Linked DNA regions of Mus musculus: region 2 is linked to region 1. Evidence: chromatin loops called from intact Hi-C (ENCODE). Cell type or tissue: heart. All regions are shown on one strand. Each heading gives the region's core, and the rest is flanking DNA. Links, peaks and the distances in the headings are about the cores only.

The links. A loop is a pair of places that touch in the nucleus more often than their neighbours do. Peaks named below come from ENCODE experiments on the same cell type or tissue, not always from the same donor. Only the 100,000 strongest peaks of a DNase experiment are listed, where the experiment ranks them.
Region 2: it touches region 1 in a loop (2.9-fold over the local background); 8 of 42 quality-filtered maps call a loop at or near these places.

What each region holds. Positions count from the first base shown.
Region 1 is chr13:38,059,808-38,069,823 of GRCm38, forward strand. Riok1 (RIO kinase 1) reads left to right here. Exons shown (of 17, transcript NM_024242.3): 16 at 133-285; 17 at 948-1,626. The coding sequence ends at 1,058. Among named protein-coding and RNA genes, the nearest start is that of Riok1, 28 kb to the left of the region's middle. In heart, for the core only: a CTCF peak has its summit at 5,224 (motif pointing right); no DNase peak of the experiment used is centred there.
Region 2 is chr13:38,166,673-38,176,688 of GRCm38, forward strand. It overlaps Dsp (desmoplakin), which reads left to right. Exons shown (of 24, transcript NM_023842.2): 3 at 844-992; 4 at 1,934-2,108; 5 at 6,107-6,235; 6 at 7,146-7,196; 7 at 8,396-8,557; 8 at 9,724-9,828. Among named protein-coding and RNA genes, the nearest start is that of Dsp, 20 kb to the left of the region's middle. In heart, for the core only: no CTCF peak of the experiment used is centred there; DNase peaks (open chromatin) are centred at 4,249 and 4,319; H3K4me3 peaks cover 517 bases; H3K27ac peaks cover 1,817 bases.

The DNA of each region.
Region 1 (10,016 bases), core at 741-8,740:
CCGCGTGTTGATTCTATTTTGATGTTTCAGTGCATAACTTGAAAGAGTATCTGACATACTGATGTAAGATGCTGGCATTAATGTGTTGATAGTACCTGGCTTCACGTAGCATTGTTCTATAATAATCTCAAGGTCCCCGCGCTCCTAGAAAGTGAAGTTAAGGAAGAGACTTGTTTTGGTTCAGACGATGCTGGGGGCTCTGAGTGCTCCGACACAGTCTCTGAAGAGCAGGAAGATCAAGCCGGATGCAGAAACCATATTGCTGACCCTGACATTGATAAAAAGGTTAGCCAAGATCTTACTCCTGAATGTGGTGGCTCTCAAACATCAATGGTGCCTCTACTTGTAGTTTCCATAACTAAACACAAACTTTACTTTTGGAGTAAATTAGAGACTTAGCTGCTATTAGGAGCTTCTTTAATATCATACAGATTACGTGTTCTGTCTGTTTACTAGAAGCAAATATTTGTTTCTTTCTAACCATTATTTCTCTTAAATATGGAACTTGTAAACGTCAAGTAACATATACTGGGATATTGATTTGACTGTCTATAATTTCAACAGTGTTCAAGGGACATGGTGTAGCTGGGTTCGGGGAGCTGGGGAAGAAAGATAACCTGTGTATAATGACAGAACCTATTGTCCCAGCACTTGGAAACTGAGGAGGGGAGAGATCATTTGAGCCTTGGGAGTTTTAAGAATAGTCTGGATTACAAAGTGAGACCCTCTTTAGAGAGGGAAGAAGGCAGGGATATGAAGGGAGAGAGATGGCAAAGAAATGAGATGCAGGGAACCTCAAAGCAAAGTTGTACTCACCAAGCTGTAATTGTTATTTTTTATGCTACATATACTTTTATCTGCTTAACATATTAATTTTAATTCTAATAATAACTTGAATACACCGAATGAATGAATTTTATTGGGGGTGGGTTGTTTATATTTTACAGGAAAGAAAAAAGATGGTCAAGGAAGCCCAGAGAGAGAAGAGAAAAAATAAAATCCCTAAACATGTGAAAAAAAGAAAGGAAAAAACAGCCAAGGCCAAAAAAGGCAAATAGAATGGAGCCATTCCTCGGCTACATTTTAACCCTGAAACAGAAGTAGCTGGAGGAGGCTTCCTCACTGTCTCACTGTCAGAGGAGGCTGGGGTGTGGTCATGTGATTGTTTCAAAAGCCTATTCTTTCGGGATCCAGTCCTGGCTCTGCTTTTAACGGACTTATTAAGGTATTATTTTAATGAAGAACTTTGTATATTTTATTTTTATATTTTTATCTTGCAAACATTTTCCCACAAGTATCAGAACATGAGTGTTTATGATGAACATCCACGGACGAACTTGGGAACATTTGTTTTCTTTGTCTATGCCAAAGACATATCTGAAACAGCCTGGAGCTCCGCTCCGAGAGACATCGTCTGGCCGTTATGTGCCATTCCCAGGAGCCCTGTTCCTGTGTGTTCTGGATACACAGGAAGCTGTCCTATGATCCTGCTTCATCTTAACTATACCTTTCCAGTGAGCCCTCCCAGCTCAGGTGCCATTTCACACCCAGCCATTTGTTCATCAGATATTTCAGTGTTCTAGGAACTGGGATATAGCTATGAATAAAACCACATTACTTCCTTTGGGTAGTTTGCATTCTTGCTAGGAAATGAAAAATTTTTAAAAAAGTAATATTCTTTGAAGAGGTTATACATTATATAGAGAGAATCAATGCTGAATAAAGAGAAAACCTAGGGAGGTACAAGTTGACAACATAAAATATTGGAGGTGAGTCACACCGAACTTCCTGGCACTGTGGTGGCTGGATGGAAGGAGTCTGCGTTCCAGCCAGACTGGACTACTTAAGCAGATGAGGATACAAGCAACAAAGCCAAGGTACATCGGGAAGGAAGAATACCCCAGTCAAAGCACGAAGCCACAGGAAGGCCCTGCAGCAAAAAGCTGTGTGCAGTGGTCAGAAATGGGGTGGCAGCATCAGACTCGGGGGGAGATCAGAGTGCACAGCTCATGGGGTTTTTAGCAGAGGAGTGTCAGGGTCCAACTTGTAGTTTGAAAGCATGATTCTGGCTTCTAGAGAATTGAAGCAAAGGTGGAAGATGATTGGCTGTGCTTGTTGTTAGCCCTGGTGAAGGATGCTGGTGGCTTGGCCTGGGATACTAGTTGATGTGGAGTTAGCTTAAGGCCGCAGGTGAGTTTGAACGGAGTCTTCCGGTTTATAACCCAAGAAGCCACAGCCCACTGCAGTAACTGTGATGAGACTCGTGGGGGGAGTAAACTTACTGGTAGGAAAGAGAAAATTACAGGACACACATTGAGAAAAATTACCAGGTGTTAAAGAACCTTTTCCTATTTTATGTAGCAAATGGCTGTGTTAATCCTTGCACCAGACACTCTTATACAGCAACCCAGGGTTTCCGTTTAGACTGCAGCTTCCAGCTGCTTGCTTGATGGCGGGTTATGGTGAGTGCCACCTGAACTCTGATTGTATGTTGGAACATGCTCCTTTCTGCTTTAAAGTTCAAAAAGGAGCTTCAGTTTCCATAATATTGAGAGCACAGTTATCATCTTTGTGCACATTTGAGTCTCTTCCAGGTCTTCTGGTTCACTTAGGCAGCTCTATGTGTTTATTACTTTACCATGTGAACGCAAAGCTAGGGCAAAGCAGAATTGTTCTTGCTGGCGCTGGCCTAGTTGGCCAAAGTTGGTGTCATTCAAAATACCTCGTTACGGTTTAGATCCTAAATGTTCCCCAAAGGCCATATGTTAAAGACTTGGCCCCAGGTTGCTAGCGGTATCGCTGAGTAAGGGCAGAACTGTGGGGTGAGGGCCTGGAGGATTAGGTCGTTGTGGGGTGTGTGGTGTGTGTGTGTGTGTGTGTGTGTGTGTGGGCGTGTGGGTGTTGTGTGTGTGGGCATGTGTGGTGTGTGTGTGTGTGTGTGTGTGTGTGTGTGTGGGCGTGTTCTTGCTGGGATGTCGGATTCTGGTCTTTTCCTCTGCTTCCTGGCCACGGTGATGCCGGCAGCTTCCCTTCATCCCCACTGTAATGTACTCTCACCACAGGCTTCACGGGTGAGAACGAACGCTTCCGTTGTTGGTTGGTTGGCTTTACTTCCTCGTCATCCACTTTCAGCTAAGGCACATTGCACTACAGTTATGCACTTCAACTGTTAGACTGGTTTTAGCTGGTATTTTACCACAGCTACAAGAAACTGAACACATGCCCTGTGCAGTAAGAAATTCAGACTCTCACTTACGGACAAAACTAGGGAGCTTGTATGTTCAAAAGTGTAGATCACGTTTTCAGTTTTATCTTCATCTTAAAACATAGTATTGTCCAGTCATGGTGACCCACTACTTTAATCCCAACACTGCGGAGGCAGAGGCAGGTGGGTCCCTGTTCAAGGCCAGACTGGTCTGCATAGTGAGTTCTGGCCAGCCAGGGCTACATAGTGAGACCCTATCTAAATAAATCAATAAAGTCACCAGCTCAGAGAGGCCGGTCTACCCCTCCTGATTTGGTATTGTCCTCTTGTGTCCCTCACACGTGCAAGCTTTGTCATTCCTCTGCATTATTTTCCTATAGCTCTACCGAGGACAAAGTAGCCTGCCGATTGCCTTCACTTAACGTATAGTGACTGTTTTGTCTGCCTCCACCCTCACTTCGGAATGTAAGCTCCAGAAGGCAGGGGTTTGTATTGTATCCCAGCACCTGATTTGTGCTGAGGTTCGGTCAGCTCTCAGTAAATGTTCAGAAGATGCTCTGTCTCCTGAGCAAAGGAGAGGCTATCATGTATGCCTCTTGTTTATAAGGATGGAAAGACAGAATGGATGTGGGTCAGTTTGCATCCCCCAGGCTTGTAATAGGGTTATCTGACGACCACGTAAAGTGTTCAGTCGAAAAAGTGAGTTCACTGATGAGTACCTCATCCCAGTCCATATGTGGACGGAAATGGGGCAGCCCAGTCCACTTGCTGATGCTTTAGCATGTAACACTGTTAAGGCTTTCTGAGGGCTGCGATGACAAATCTAGGTTTACGCTCCCTCGCTTGCTTTGATATGCAGCTGTGACACTGGGAAGTCACTTTCCTTTGAGGAAGAAGTCCTCATGTGTAAATAGTGGGACTTGAACCAAAGGATTACCAAAACGCTGTCTCAAGTTCATTCACCTGCAGTTTTTTCATGTAGCCCGGGCTAGTTTCAAACTCTCTTTGAACACCCATGCAGTCAAGGATGACCTTGAACTTGGGATCCATATAACTTTGTTTCTCAAGTGTGTCGTCACAGCCTGTAGTTTACCCAGAGATGGTAGGTCCTGGGAAAATGGAGCCAATAAACGGGGCGGACTAAAGTTTCATGCAGTAATTGCCAACTTTATGCTCTGAGGGTTAGGAGGAGTGACATAAGTAAACTGTACAGTCACAAGACAACAAGCTCTGTGTGTGTGTGTGCGCGCACACACATCAGTCTGTCTGTCTGTCTGTCTGTCTCTGTTTAGCAAACTGTGTGAGGCAAAAGCATGTTTTTCCTTAGAGGCATATAGACAACACTAGCCAGCTGTAATGAGTAGTTTGAAGTAAGTGCTCTTGTCGATACACCTGAGAGGAGCTCACATTCCGAGGACAATTCTTTGCTTTTGAAGAAACTGAAGTCACAAGACTTGTCTTCTTGGAGATTTCTCAGAAGACCTCAAAATCTCCCATGACTCAGTTCTTGAACAGTGTTCACCCTGCTTTATGCAGTGCTAGGGATTAAATACGGGGCTCCCTGGGCCGTGCAAACACTGAACTGAGACCATCCCTGGTCCACAATGGTTATTTTAAAAAAGTATCAGACCAATGTGATTTTCCCCCCTAAGAGTCTCATTGTGTCTTCCTTGTTGGTCTCCAACTCACAAAGAACCAGATCAGTATTTTTTTTTTTACCTTAACTTTTTTTATTGGATATTTTCTTCATTTACATTTCAAATGTTATTTCCTTTTCCAATTTCCCTCCCCCAAAACCCCATAACCCCTCCCCCTGCTTCTGTGAGAGTGTTTTTAAAAAAGACTTTAGACACCAAAGGGGTAGGTTGGACTCACTCTTTTGTTTATTAGAACTAAAGAGATTGGGTTTAAAGTGCAGGTCATCCCCTGTGCTGGTTGCTATTAGATGAATCATTAGCCTTTAGACTCTGCTGTTTAGCCATGGGAATGCTGTCAGTTGTGCTCGAAGTCATTTTATTCCACTAGAGGGAGCCATGCCCTTGAGTTCTGATGTTTAACCAGCATGATTGACAGCAGGTGCTGTGCATTTGGGGGGAGCATCCTGCAGAGGAGGCCCAGGTAGCTGAGGTCATTTACTTGGCTTCACCTCTTTACTTCCCCCTAGGCACTAACTCGATGATGGCACATTTAGTGCTTGATTTATACATCAGTCCCTACTTAGAGCCCCCAACAAACTGGCACCTCAATATATACTTTGCAAGAGTCGTAACTGAGTTAAGTCAGGTGTGGTAGCGTATACCTCAGTCTCAGTACATGGGAGACAGAGGCAGGATGGCCACAACAACAGAAGTGGTTTTTCACTGGGAAATAATGCACTTTTAGTATGGCAATTACAGAAACAGATCCTGGATGGCCCTAGATTCACGGTGTAGTGTGGTGGTCGCTTGCTGGTCCTTCAGACTTCTGGGACTCAGTGTCCCGTCTCACCTATCAAAGGAAGACTGAGTGGAGGGGTTCAGAGGCTGCAGTCACGGGGGCAGACACTCGCTGTGTCAGTGAGGTAACAGGAAGTTCCTAATGTTGACTACGTGTCAACTGCTATTTCCCGTATGCTGGGCTGGGTACACTGAGCAAGCCTGACAGCCTAGTTTAATCCCTGAATCCCACAGTGGAAGGGAAGAGATGATGATTCCCAAAAATTGCCCTCTGACCTCTACACACACCTGCCCCCCCCCAATATACACACAGTAATAATTTTAAGTAAATTCTTTATGTGGGCATTTTGTATGTACACAAATAGGAAAAATAGGCTTTTTTCTCAAAAATCTGTATAAACCAATTCTCTGTACTTTTCTAATTTTCTCTTTTTTTCATTATTCACTTTACGTCCCAGTTGCTGTCCCCACTTCTTTCCACTTCCTCCCTCACACAGTCCTCCCCACCCATTCCCTTCTCTCCCCCTGTGTATCCCCCCAACCCTGACACATCAAAACCCTTCAGGGCTAGGCATATAACTCCCACTGAAGCCAGATATGGCAGCCCAGTTATGGGAATGGGATCCACAGACAGGCAACAGCTTTAGAGATAGCCTCCAGTTGTTGGGGGGCCTCCATGAAGACCAAGCTACAGCAAGGTTCTATTCCCAACACCCATCTGGTGGCTTACAACCACCTAACTAGTTCCTGAGGACCCAATGCCCTCTTTTCGCCTCCACGGGCCCTGCGTGGCATGTAGTGCACCGACGTACTTTCAGACATTCATACACATAAAATAAAAATCTCAGAAATTTATTAGGACAAAGAACGTGACTCCAAGTTTCCTTCCACTCTTCCTTCAAACATGATTTTTTTATATGTCTTGTTTTATAAACAAAAAATCCAAAAGAAACTTTTATTCCATTTGCTAAATAAATTCCTATTAAAAATTTTTATGACTTTTTATTATGAGAATAATGCCTCGGAAAGTTACACATTTAACATGTGGCAGGAACATCGGGACTGTCGAGACTATTTGGAAATTTGTGCTTGTGAAATTGGAGAATAATGCCATCTGTTACATGACAGGATTAAGTGAGATACAATACAGGTAATTAATTTAGCACCAGTAAATGTTTACAAAAACAAGTAAAGGGGGCAGGGGAGATGGCTTAGTGGATAAACTGATGACCACTAAGGCACGAGGACAGGAACTTGGATTCACCAGAACCTACATAAATATCAGGTGGTATGATGGCTCCCCTGTAATCCCAGGCATGGAAGGTAGAAACCGTTGGCTAGTTTTCTGTGAACTTGACAAGCTAGAGTCATTTGATAAGAAGGAAATGCCCTCTTTCAAGAAAAAAAAAATGCTCCCACCAGACTGGCCCATGGGCAAGCCTGTAGTGCATTTTCTTGATTGATGTTGGGAGACCCAATTCACTGTGAATGGTGCCACCTATGAGCTGGTAATCCTGGGTTCTATGAGAAAGCCTTGAGCAAGGCATGAGGAGCAAGCCAGTACGTATCATTCTATGGCCTCTGCTTCAGTTCCTGCCTTGAGTTGTGCCTTGACTTTACTGCATAATGGACTTATAAGGTATAAGGGGTGAAGCACCCTCCTCCGATCTTCCATTGCAGTGGAAACTCCCAACGTTTTAGAGTACTGTCAGATCATCACCAAGAGCAGCAGGTGTGGAGTGGAGCTGGCCTAAGGCTAGACGAGCTGTGTGTGCTGTGGATGGCAAAGCCAGAGAAGTGGATCTGCCTTCATCCTTTGAAGCCCAGAAAATTGAGTGGATCCCAGAAGTCTGAGCCTTTCACATCATTGGACTGTTTGCTTTGGTCTGATGGTAACTATACCCTGACTTTGTTTTTTAAACGAGTATCTAACTTGTTTTCTAATTGTACAGCAACCCACAGTTGAGAAACTGTAGGTGGTTTAGAGAGGCTTTGAACTTGAGACTTTGAATGCTTTAAAGAGATTGAGCTTTTAAAGTGTTTAGTTTTGTAAAGACTGGGACTTTTAGAAATTGGAATGTTTTAAATTGTGATATCGATATTAACGGGGTTTGGGGAATGCAAAGGAAAGGTAATGTTAAGGCTTAATGTGTGATAGGTTTGTCAAGGTGACAAAGGGTCAACTATGCTATTTGTTTTTCATCAACTTGACAAAAAGCTAGACATATCTAGGAAGAAGGAAACTTAAAAGAGAAAATTCCTCCTCATAAGATTGATCTGTAGCAAACTGTTGGGGACTTTTTAAATTAGTGATTGATGTGGAAGGGCCTAGGCTACTGTGGGTGGTACCACCCTGGCCAGGGGTACCTGGGGTTTCTAAGAAAGGTGAGAAAGCCATGGGGAACAAGCCAGTAAAGAGCATCCCTCCAAGGCTTTGCTTTAAGTTATTGCCTCCAGGTTCCTGCTCTGATTTTCCTCAAGGATGGAGTGGGCCATGGAAATGTACACTGAAATACCTTCCTCCTCAAGTTGCTTTCGATCATGATGTTTTATCACAGCTATAGAAACACTATACCTTAGAGAGACAGGGATCCCCAGGGCAAGCTGGGTATTAGGCTAACAGTTGCAGTGAGCTCTGGGTTCAGTTGAGAGACCCTACCTCAATGAGTATGGTAGAGAGTAATCGAAGATGACTTCAGACATCCCTTTTGAGCCTCTACACTCATGCTTGTTTGAACATTTGAACAGTATGCACACATGCACTCCACTTACACATACACATTAAAATAAAATGGATTCTTGTAGCCATTCTTTGGCTACTTTGTGGGTTCCATTTTCTTCCACCCTCTGTACCCTTTTACCACCCTTGCAACTCCCGAACACGAGATAGGAGAAAAAAAAGAATAGAAGGGGAAGGGAGTGACATTATCCTCAGACTACTTTCTGCTGATTAGGGGCATCAAGTTTCTTAGGGCAAGTTAGATCTTTGCCATCAGGATAGCTAGTTTCTTCTGTTTCTTCTTTGCACACAACTCTTAACAAACTGCAACCAACCAACAACCCATCTCTCTGGGTCCTAGCATTTATACACCCTCTCAAAATTCCAAATGTCACAAATTGTAGAAACTATCTACAGCTGGCAAAATCATGCCCCAGCTAGAGCACGAGGCAAATCATAGTCAGCTGCTGTGGACAGTCTGAAGCAGTCTCATATCCCACACCTGGGACTAAAATGGAAACAGTCCTATATTATTTTTCTGTTTGTCAAAGAAACCAAACTTCTCGCTTCAGGTTATTATTCTCATTTATTACTAACTGGCACAGTTCCATATAGAATGAAGGCTGATATGTCTTCTTAGACTTGAAACATGGTGACCATTTCAGAGTAGCATAGTTAAATTGAAGCATTAAGACGTCTAAAATGTATAGAACATTCATTATTTTCAGTGATTAGTATTGATGCAGATTATAGGAAGTCATGTGTTATAACTGAAAAGTCTTAGGGTTTTTTTTCCCCTGTATTTGTGTGTGGGAAGGTGTGTATGTGCTTATATACGAGTGGGTGGAGAGAATAGAGGTGAGTGTTGGTTCACCTCTCTCTCTTGGTAATTGATTCTGTTAGAGTTGCTGGATAGTGTGCTCTGGGGACTCAGCTGTCACCTAGCTGCCTCAACCTGGCTCTGGAGTTACAGGTGAGCAGCTATACCATCTTTGTAGGTGCTCTCTGGGGATCTGAACTTGGTTTCTTATGTACTTTGCCAACAGAGGCAACTCCATGACTTTTTTTTTTTTTTCTCTTTTGAAGAGATGGTGTTTCACTGTGTTGCCCAGGTTAGTCCTGAACTCTTGGCTTTGAATAATCCTTCCACCTCAGATTTCTAAGTAGGTATAACTTTAGTTTTATGCCATAGTCTTATCCAGCCAGAGTAGCAGGTTTGACTTAAGAAAACTCAACTTCTGCCAGTTTCCATGGTACATGCCCTTAATCTCAGACTTTGGGAGACAGAGGCTGGATGTCTGTGGACTTGAGGACAGCGTGGTCTACCTAGAGAATTGTAGGACAGCCAGGGCTACATAGAGAGGCCGTATCTCAACAACTCCTTTCCAGGAACAAAGAAAACCCAATTCCCAGTCTACAATCTGTTCTATTATTTTTACAGCTCATAATCTGTATTTTAAAATTCTTTTAGATATTTATTTATTTATTTTATGTATATGAGTACACACCAGAAGAGGACATGGACCCTCATTACAGATGGTTGTGAGCTATCATGTGGTTGCTGGGAATTGAACTCAGGACCCCTAGAAGAGCAGCCAGTGTTCTTAACTACTGAGCCATCTCTCCAGCCCCCATTTAAAATTTTCTAAGTGTTGTT
Region 2 (10,016 bases), core at 1,181-9,180, 110 kb after region 1:
AGAGACAGAGAGAGACATAGAGAAACAGAGACAGAGAGACAGAGACAGAGAGACAGAGAGAGAGCAAGCAGGTAGACAGGTAGACAGTGGAGGGCAAATGCTAAAGGACACTGAAGCAGCAGAGCTGCGTTCTGCTTAGGAACAACATGAGTGTGAAGGAGAGACTCGTAAGAAGATACAAAACTGTATAGCTCCGACTCATAGACCTGTCACTGAGCCCCCTCCATGGGTGACATCTGACACAACTGTAGCGTGTCATTTTACTTTCTTAAAGAACTGAAAAAGCTATGTTCCTACACAGACACACACACACACGAATATAATAGATACATAATTTAAAATGTTTTGGGCTTTTTTATTACATAGTGTGTGTGTGTGTGCGTGTGTATGGTGTGTGTGTGTATGTGTGCACATGCTTGTGTATCATGAGTGAGTGACTGTCAAAGGATGCATCTGGAGGTCAAAGAACAATTTTCAGGAGTTGTTCTCTCCTTCCACCATATGGGCCCTGGGTATCGACCTCTGATCCCCTGCCTTGGCGGCAAGTACTGAGCTATCTCACTGGTCCTGGTTTGTTTGTTTTTGTTTGTTTGCTATTAAGACAGAGTCTCTCTGTGTAGTACAGGCAGGCCTCAAACTCCTGATCTTCCTGCCTCAGCCTCCAAAGGGTTGGGGTTATAGGTGTGTACCCTCAAGTACTCAGTACAGTTTGGAGCAAGCTGTTTGACTGGGGGGGGGGGCTTCTGCTCCCCGCCATGTTTCAGTAGAAGGTTTGCTTTCACTGATGCGCACAAGATCTTTCCTTATGGTCTTCCGTATTTTCATGCAACTTCTTCCTAATAGGAACTGAAATTCGGAGAAGGGATGCAGCTGGCATGGAACCGAGAGCTGGATGAGTATTTTACACAAGCCAACGATCAGATGGAAATCATAGACGGCTTGATCCGAGAGATGAGGCAGATGGGCCAGCCCTGTGATGCGTATCAGAAAAGGTATTGCCTGCAGAGCACGGAGGGGGGACCCCTAGCAGGTGACTTCAGAAGAAGCCCATGTATTCCCCAAGAACAATTCCCTCACTTGGGATTTTGTAGCTTTATCTGGTTTAAAGATAAAGCTGCAAACTTCTTCTTTGATGGACCCCCACCCAGAGATGCTCTGAGAATTAAACAGACCTGCAAAAACAAAACAACAACAAAAAAGACCCTTCAAAAAACTCTAGCTCTTCCTGGAAATGGCAGCAGAGCCCTGTGATCCATGGTGTTTGGGAAATCAAGGCAGGAGAATCAAAACTTCAAGGCCTGTCTGGACAATTTAGTGAGCTCTCATCTCAAAATGAATTAATTGCATAGTTTTTTGATGTTTAAAGAAGGACAAAGGGCGTGGAAGAGTTCTTGCCTGGCATGCAGGAAGCTTTGGACTCAGTCCCCGATGCTATAAACCTCCAGGATGGTTTAAAGAACTGAATGGGTCATGAGCCCTCCCTCCATTTAGGCAGCAGCAGCAGCAGAGGCCTCTGGTAGAGCTTCTGCCTTTTCAAGAGGCCAATGTCAAGCTTTATTTAATCAAGTGAGACCCTTGGAGTTGAAAGTGACCACTTCACAGCAGAGATGTGTGGTCTGAGTCTGCTCTCATGCTACTAAGGCCCAGGGTACTAGAAAGATAAATTCCCAGGAGGACCCTCAAGAAAGGCTGCCAGGTTAGGCCAAGGCAGTAACGCTTTCTTATGATGTTAAGGGTCGTGAGTGTCTTCTCAGCATTTATACTCCCGTGCAGTCAAGCTGGAAGGCATGGGTAGAGCAAAAGAAATCTTCCAGCGCAGCCTCCTTAGCCTGTAGACTGACCCAAAGGAAACCCAGAAAGGCGGTCATTTGCTCAGGATAGGTTTCTGTAGGCTGTTTTCTGGTGACAGCAGCACTCTTTCCTTTCCTTTCAGACTGCTTCAGCTCCAGGAACAAATGCGAGCCCTTTACAAGGCCATCAGCGTCCCTCGGGTCCGAAGAGCCAGCTCCAAGGGAGCCGGAGGGTACACTTGCCAGAGTGGATCCGGCTGGGACGAGTTCACCAAACGCCTCACGGGCGAGTGTCTGGGCTGGATGAGGCAGCAGAGGGTAAGTGACCCTACAGGGCTTGTTCTTAGACTCCTAACCTAGGTAGTCTGGATGTAGACGGTGGCAGAGTCCAGCGGGAGCAGCCTGCTAAGTCACGGGGTCATTGCAATTGACCTCATCTGTCTCCCACATAGGCTGAAAAGAAAGAAAAGAACTCCTCTACAGCTCGTTTGAAATAGTAACACAAGAGAGAGGACAGTTGAAATATTTTTTTTAATTATAAAATAATATCACGTGGGAGGTGTTAGACATTGTCACACTGGGTCTTCTGGTTTAGGCTCCACGGTTGCGTTTTGAAGTTTGGTTGTCCAGCTGTGTGAGTCTCACGTCACTTGTGTGGGTGTGGAGTCAAATAATGGCCCAAGAAGTAGGCGCTGATCCTTTCCCTGCCACTGGAGTCCCTACAAAGTATTTTTCAGTGCTAATTACTGTTTTGTTGTTTTATGTCGTCATTAAGCCCGATAATGAACAGGTGGCCTGAGAAACATGCCATAATCATGCAGTTGGGATTTTATAATGAAAACCTTCTAATGAGCCGTCCTTCTTTGAGAGGTGGATGGATTAAAATGGTACATTGTAGAGATTGTTATGCCAAGCTGTAAGAACTTGATGAATTGTTGGGCCGATTTCTTAGTGGTTCCAAAATTTCTTAGCCACTTTAGCATGCCTCTTTTCTTTGAGTCTGGGTTGAATTGTGTTGCCATGGCTAGTTTCGAACATGTAGACTCAAGCCATTCTCCAGACCAACCTTGGAATATCTAGGACCACAGGGAAGGAAGGGCCCCTTACACCAAGTCTTTAAAAGGTTTGGGTGTATTCTTGTGCAGTGATTCCTTCAGACACTAATCATTCATTCACACACTCATTCAGTTATTGTTTTATGTTTACTTTTTATTTGTCTTCGTGTGTGTGTGTGTGTGTGTGTTGTTTTGTTTTATAACTACATATATGCACCACATACATGCAGTGCCCAGAAGAGGGCATTGAATCCCCAAGTCCCCCAGAGCTAGAAGGTTGAGAGCTACCATGTGCGTGTTGGGAATCAAACCCAGGTCCTCTGAAAGAACAGTTAGGGCTCTTAACCAATGATAAATCTCTACAGACCTATTTGTTTGTTTGTTTGTTGTTTTGATTTTTAAGACAGGGTCTTACTTTGTAGGTCAGGCCAGCCTTGAACTTGTGATCCTCCTGTCTCATCCTCCAAGATCCTGAGATTGTAATGTATTCTACTATGCCCTACCCCCCTCCAACACACACACACACACACACACACACACTTACTATAGAGACCATAAACAATTACAGAAACATCCCAAATGCTAAACGATCGCCCATGAGAGTATTCATAAAGCCTAGTTTAGAGAGTGACATTCTAGGCCTGAGGACGATTTGAGCTCATGGGGCTTGAATTGTAACCTTCAACGATCCTTGTTCGGAGGCAAGACAAACTTTGAACCAAAGTAATTATGGGATATCATATCCTCTGATGTCTTCTAAGCCAATGTGACAGTTAAGTGACAGGTCAGAATTAGTCATTTTCTGTATTGCTGTGGGTGTAGCAGTATAAGGATGCTTTGTAGAGCTGGGTGTGGTGGTGCATGTCTGTCATCTCAGCCGGAGCTACATAGGGGAGCTTGGTCTCCAACACCAACAAATAGACAAACAACGACCACACACACAAATTGAAGCAAAGAAGATTTGTCAGGAAAATCTCTACATCTTTAAACCTCAGGAAACGGTGTTCTCACGCGGCTGTATTGGTCCATTGTTTTGTTTTGTTTTGTTTTGTTTTGTTTTGTTTTGTTTTGTTTTGTTTTGTTTTGTTTTGTTTTGTTTTCTGACACCCATCGATGAGCCTTGCTTAGAGTTCTCAACAAACTAAGAGATGCCTGAGTCCTGCTGGAGGTTTGTCCTGGCGGTCTGTGTGGCCATTTCCTTCTCACTCCCCCTTCCCCCACACATAGCCCACATTCTTCACTCACTCCCAAGAGACCCAGCTGAGGTCTGTACTGATAAGAGACCCATTTTCCCCAGCACACACCTCCCTGCCAGGAGGCAGGCACACACATCTCTGCCAGGCTTTGTTTCCCTGATCTGTGCTTCTGCTGATGAGTGAGCCAGATACTGTACACCTGGCAGGTAATGAGCCATGGGAGCTGTCCCTGGGTCATCTCTAGCTTCCCAGAGTAGCACCTGCTGTTTCCAGACGCCAGCAGTTGCCGGACAAGGCCAAAGTCCGTGCTAACCTTCAGTTCTCCGACTCTGAAATGGCTCCTCCCTGAAGCCTTGCCAAGAGCACTAGAACATGGGTGTGGCTTAGGACAATTGAGTTCTGTTCTTGCTGCCTGTCTCAGTATGGATGTTTGCCCTTGGCACGGCAGAGAGATGACACAGGTGATTTAGAAATTTACATCTGCTCCTGCAAAAGGAGGAAGAGACGGTGGACTCGACCAGAATGAAACGTGCCAGAGAAGGAAACACTGTATTTGATTCTTACTGTGAAACAGTCTTAAATTTCAGACTCACGTGATAAATCTGGTTGGATTTCACATTTCAAAATCGAACGGGAAACCCATAATCCTGGCATTGTTACCAACATTAATCAGAATGAAGGATCTTGACTTTGTATCGTGTCTTCCCTTTTGAAATGGACCACAGAGAGTTTTTACAGTTGGAAAGGAAATTTTCAAATGCTGAATTTCTGAGCCAAGACTTAATATATACCATTCATCAACATAATTTAGGGCTGTATATGTAGCCGAATGGTAGGGCACTTGGCTAGCTTTAGTGAGGCTGTAGGTTCAATCCCCCATATAGCAATAACAAACAAAAGATAATTTAAGGAGATGGACAATGGCAACTTCCATAGGTTAGGGATTTCACTTGAGAGACAGTGGGTGACTGTATCATTAATGACTTCTAACATGCATTTAAAAATGAATAAAGAAGCCGGGCGGTGGTGGTGCATACCTTTAACCCCAGCACTTGAGAGGCAAAGGCAGGTGGATCTCTGTGAGTTCGAGGCCAGCCTGGTCTACAGAGTGAGTTCCAGGACAGCCAGGGCTACACAGAGAAACCCGGCAAAAGAAACAAAACAAAACAAGAAAAGAAAGGTCTATTACTACTTACAATGTATCATAACCATATGACTAGTATCTAGTCATACAAATTCACATTCTATTTCTTTTATCCTCTCTTCAAAAATGTGACCATTATTATTGTGTGTGAGTGCAGGGCATGGTTTTGGGGGTCCAAGGGCAAGTTTTGGGCTTCCCTTCTCTGTCCTCCTGTGAGTTCTGGGGATCTGGATCCAGTGACGACTCTTGCGTAATTACTTAGCCCTTTTCCCGGCTGAGCTGTTTCTCCAGCTCCACCCCCACTCATGCATCCTCCTCATCCTTCAGAAGAATGAGCTAGATGTCAAGGAACCCATGACTGAATTTCCTCCTCAGTTCATCTTGGGGTGGAACCAAACTAACTGAGGATGTATTTGTAATCTCGACCCTTTAAATTTTATTTTGGCTTCAGACATGGTACATAAAGGTTTCTTCTTCTTCTTCTTCTTCTTCTTCTTCTTCTTCTTCTTCTTCTTCTTCTTCTTCTTCTTCTTCCTCTTCTTCTTCCTCCTCCTCCTCCTCCTCCTCCTCCTTCTTCTTCTTCTTCCTCTTCTTCCTTCTCCTTCTCCTCCTCCTCCTCCTCTCCTCCTCCTCCTCCTCCTCCTCCCCCTCCTCCTCCTCCTCCTCCTCCTCCTCCTCCTCCTCCTCCTCCTCCTCCTCCTTTTTAAATTGAGACAGGGTCTTGCTGTGTACTTAGGCTGGGTTTGAACACCTGTGCTCAAGTAATCTCCCTGCCTTAGCTTCCTGAGTGGTTGGGTGTTTTGAGTTTTATCTGAAGCAGAGCCGGGAACAGTATCTCTCTCGATCCCCAAGGCCCTAGAGAAAGGAATCTGTTGTGAGGAGGGACAGTAAAGGTTGTGCTCCCTGTCTCTCTTGCTGCAGGAGGAAATGGACCTGATGGCCTGGGGTGTGGACGCTGGTTCAGTGGAACAGCACATCAATAGCCACAGGAGCATCCACAACACCATTGGGGACTACCGCTGGCAGCTGGACAAGATCAAAGCAGACCTGGTACCTCTCATATTCACCACGGGGTCTATAGATGGGTGTATCGTTTAGGCAAATTTGTCTGAAACACGAGACTATTATTATCTTTCCAAGAAAACTAGAAATTAAAACAAAACCAACCCCCAAACTCTATTGTCTAAAAGGGAAGCAGAAAGAGATTTATGGGACCTGGAGAAGGAGTTGAACCAAATGTAAAGCGCATGCAGGGTATCACAAGTTTATGGTCTATAAGTAAGTGTTTGCAGAGGTGGTAGGCAGAGAATTACCTGCAGAAAGCAAAGCGTCACCTACCAGAAGAAAATGAGATTAGCATGTAGCTTATATAGCTGGTGACTTGGTGAGTCAGCTCCTATGTGGGAATGGAGTCACATTTGTCCTGAGGGAAATTGTGTCTCATATACCTCTCCTGGGCTGGAAAAAAAGTCCGACTTGGGGAGAGTGGAGAATGAAGGCATAAGATAGTAGTCTGATCTCAGTGCTTGTTCCCCACCCACGCCCCTACCTCCTCCCCCATGTATGAAATCACTAAGTGTGCTCTTTAGACCAAAGTTTTCATTTTCACTTTGCCCTGCCTTTTTCACAATTTAAACCTTACTCTTGTTCACTCGAGTGTCTGCTCAGCTCTCTCCTTCATGGTTCTAAGATCCAGAGGATCCGAAATCGTATTTCCTTCAGCAAGGTTTTAAGTGACAGAGTATTTACCTTGTGGAGAAGGGACAAGTGGCCAGGGAGGGGGCCTCCAAACTAGCTGGGGAAAGACCACTGTGGGCAAAAGACTCAATAGAGCGATTGCTTCTTTTTACTGAGAAAGCTGAGGCCAGCACCTTAGAAGGAGACGTAGAAGGGGAGACACTTGATGTGGGGACCTTGATGAAGGGGACTAAATAATTACCTGCGTTTTCTTATCTTCCAGCGTGAGAAGTCAGCAATCTACCAGTTGGAGGAGGAATATGAAAACCTGCTGGTAAGCTCGTCTAGCCTCTGCTAATTCATTTCAGTTCCTCAAGTGGTAAACGTCTTTGGGGACCCATACACTGGCTTAGAGTTCCGCAAAGAGCTTGCATATACACTGGCCCCTGTGTTCGTAGATTATAGTTTTGTTGTGGCTGGCTTTCTTTTTTAGAACTGAAGTTTCAAAGGTTTTGTTTTGTTTTTTGTTTTGTTTTCTGAAGGCAGTGTCTAGCACTGTTCTGTCTTCGAGTTAAAATTTCACATCAATGACTCTTGTTAGATGCATCTAAAGTGACAAAGGATTGCAGCCCTTTGAACAAGTATAAACACAAACAACATGTTTCCCCCGTATATCTTTATGAACCCGCCATTGTCTCCTGACAGGTGCTATGTCAGCTGCTTGATCCCAGAGCAGAGATTTCCACTCTTCTATCTGTTTGGCTCATCTTATTTTTACCTCTTCCATATTTCCTTGCTGGCTACAGGGCTTTTAAGACCATGTAGTTCCTGGTAACACACTATTCTTCCTGTTGAGATGAGCATGAGACTGGAACTTTAAGTTTGTGGGGGCAAAGGCTGACTTACTTACCTACGAGAGAAAACTTGATTTATCTAGGAATCTAGTTCCCCTTAATTATCTAAAGTTATTAAACCCAAGTATCATTGTTTTTTAAACTTTATTTTATTACAGTTGGTGTGTGCATGTGTGTATATATGTAGATACGCATATGCTACAGTGGATGTGGTGGTCAGAGGACAACTTTGTAGAGTCAGTTCTCTGTGTGGGTCCTGGGAATTGAGCTCAAGTCATCAGGCTTGTCCAGAAAATGTTTTGCCTGAGCCATCTGGCTGGCTTCAAATCATTGTCTGAGTCAAGGCTCTTCATAGGCTGGAAATACCGCTCAAAAGCAGGGAGGTTCTCCAGCATGAGGGAGGCCCTGAGTTTCCCCAGCACCAGGAGAAAAGCTGAGAATGACCGTTTGGAATGGCTGAATCTGAGATAGCCATGGCCCCACAGGCATCACCCATTTGGACAGGGCCTCTGTCCTATTGTGGGTGAATGCAGCAGGTTGAGAGGTTTATGCCTAGCCTCAGGTGGTTTCCGTAAAGAACTCTTATCCGCACAGTCTGCAGAGAGCGCTGTGTCATTATACTGTCACTGTGGTCATTCTACTGTGGTTATCCTAACGCCGCTCTCAACTATGTCTGCAGAAAGCCTCCTTCGAGAGGATGGACCACCTGCGCCAGCTGCAGAACATCATCCAGGCCACCTCTCGAGAGATCATGTGGATCAATGACTGCGAGGAGGAGGAGCTGCTCTATGACTGGAGCGACAAGAACACCAACATCGCTCAGAAGCAGGAGGCCTTCTCTGTAAGATGCCCTGCCTTGTGTGTGTGTGTGTGTGTGTGTGTGTGTGTGTGTGTGTGTGTGTGTGTGTAGGGGGGTGGTATAAATAATTTGATCAGCCACTTGTAAGTGGGTACACTGTTCAGTGATGTAAGGTTTATTTAGTTTTATGTGTTTGGGTGTTTTGCCTGCACGTGTATATGTGTACCATATGCATGCAGTGCCCACAATTGCCAAAGAAGGCATTGGATTCCCAGGAACTGGAGTTGCTGGAGCTTGTTCGCTGTCATGTGGGTGCTGGGAATCAAACCCAGGTTCCCTGGAAGAGCAGTCAGTGTTCTTAATCGCTGAGCCATCTCTCCAGTTCCTCCCCCTTTATTTTTTTTAAGAGATAGGGCTTTCCTCTGTTAGTCAGAAAGGCCATTACATTTTGGAACTCAATCATCTTGCCTTATCCAACAAGTAGGGACTACGGGGATGTTCTATTGCTGGCTAACCATCCCCCCACACCCACGTTCATTGTTTAATATCCATGAAGACAGTGTGATTCATGGGTAGCATGGAGACTAGTCCATCCAGAAACCCTAGAGTAGACAGTGCTAGACAAAACCTGAAATTTGGAATCAGAACATATGTATTGAGCACCTGCAATTTGAAAATCTGAAATCCAGAATGCTCTCTCTGAAACTTTTTGAGTGCCACCATGAAGCTATAAGTAGAATATCCCACACCAGACTTCAGGTGACAGGTGGCAGTCAAAATCCAGTGGCCCCCAAAATACTATATAAAATTACCTTCAGGCTATTGGGTAGAAAACAAAAATCTTTAGGTTTTATATTTAGGCTTGGGTCCTATCTCTAAAATATCTCTCTGTATATTTTAATAGTAAATCCCAAATCTGAAACACGTATTGTCCCAGGCATTTGGAGTTAGGGATGTTCAACATGTATCGACAGCAATGCTATTAATTACGTTATTGGTTTTGGTCAGGTCATACCCCTAGTCTTGTATCAGCCCTTTAATGAACCTTGGTTTCCTGAGTGGGTGTGGTTCTTGAGGACAATGTAGTATGAGCCCTCAGCATCAGTTGTTTCCAAAATGAAGTTTAGTTTGTAGCCACCTCTAAATAGTATAAGGTAACAGAAATCTAACTGTGACTTGCTGTATGGACTGGTCCTTTCTTTTCACAGATACGCATGAGTCAACTGGAGGTCAAGGAAAAGGAACTCAATAAGCTTAAACAAGAAAGTGACCAGCTTGTCCTCAATCAGCATCCAGCTTCAGACAAAATTGAGGTAGGCTTCATGGGATTTACATTCTCATTAGGAAAAAAAATATTTCATAAAAGACATCTAGACATCTTTGTGGGTGAACGCTTCTTCTCCATTATGAAGCTGTGACGACTTTATTTTCTAGCTTAGGATCAGCACCCTACGCTAGAATTTGGCTTTTTGTTTCTTCCTGGAAAATCCAGAAATATTTT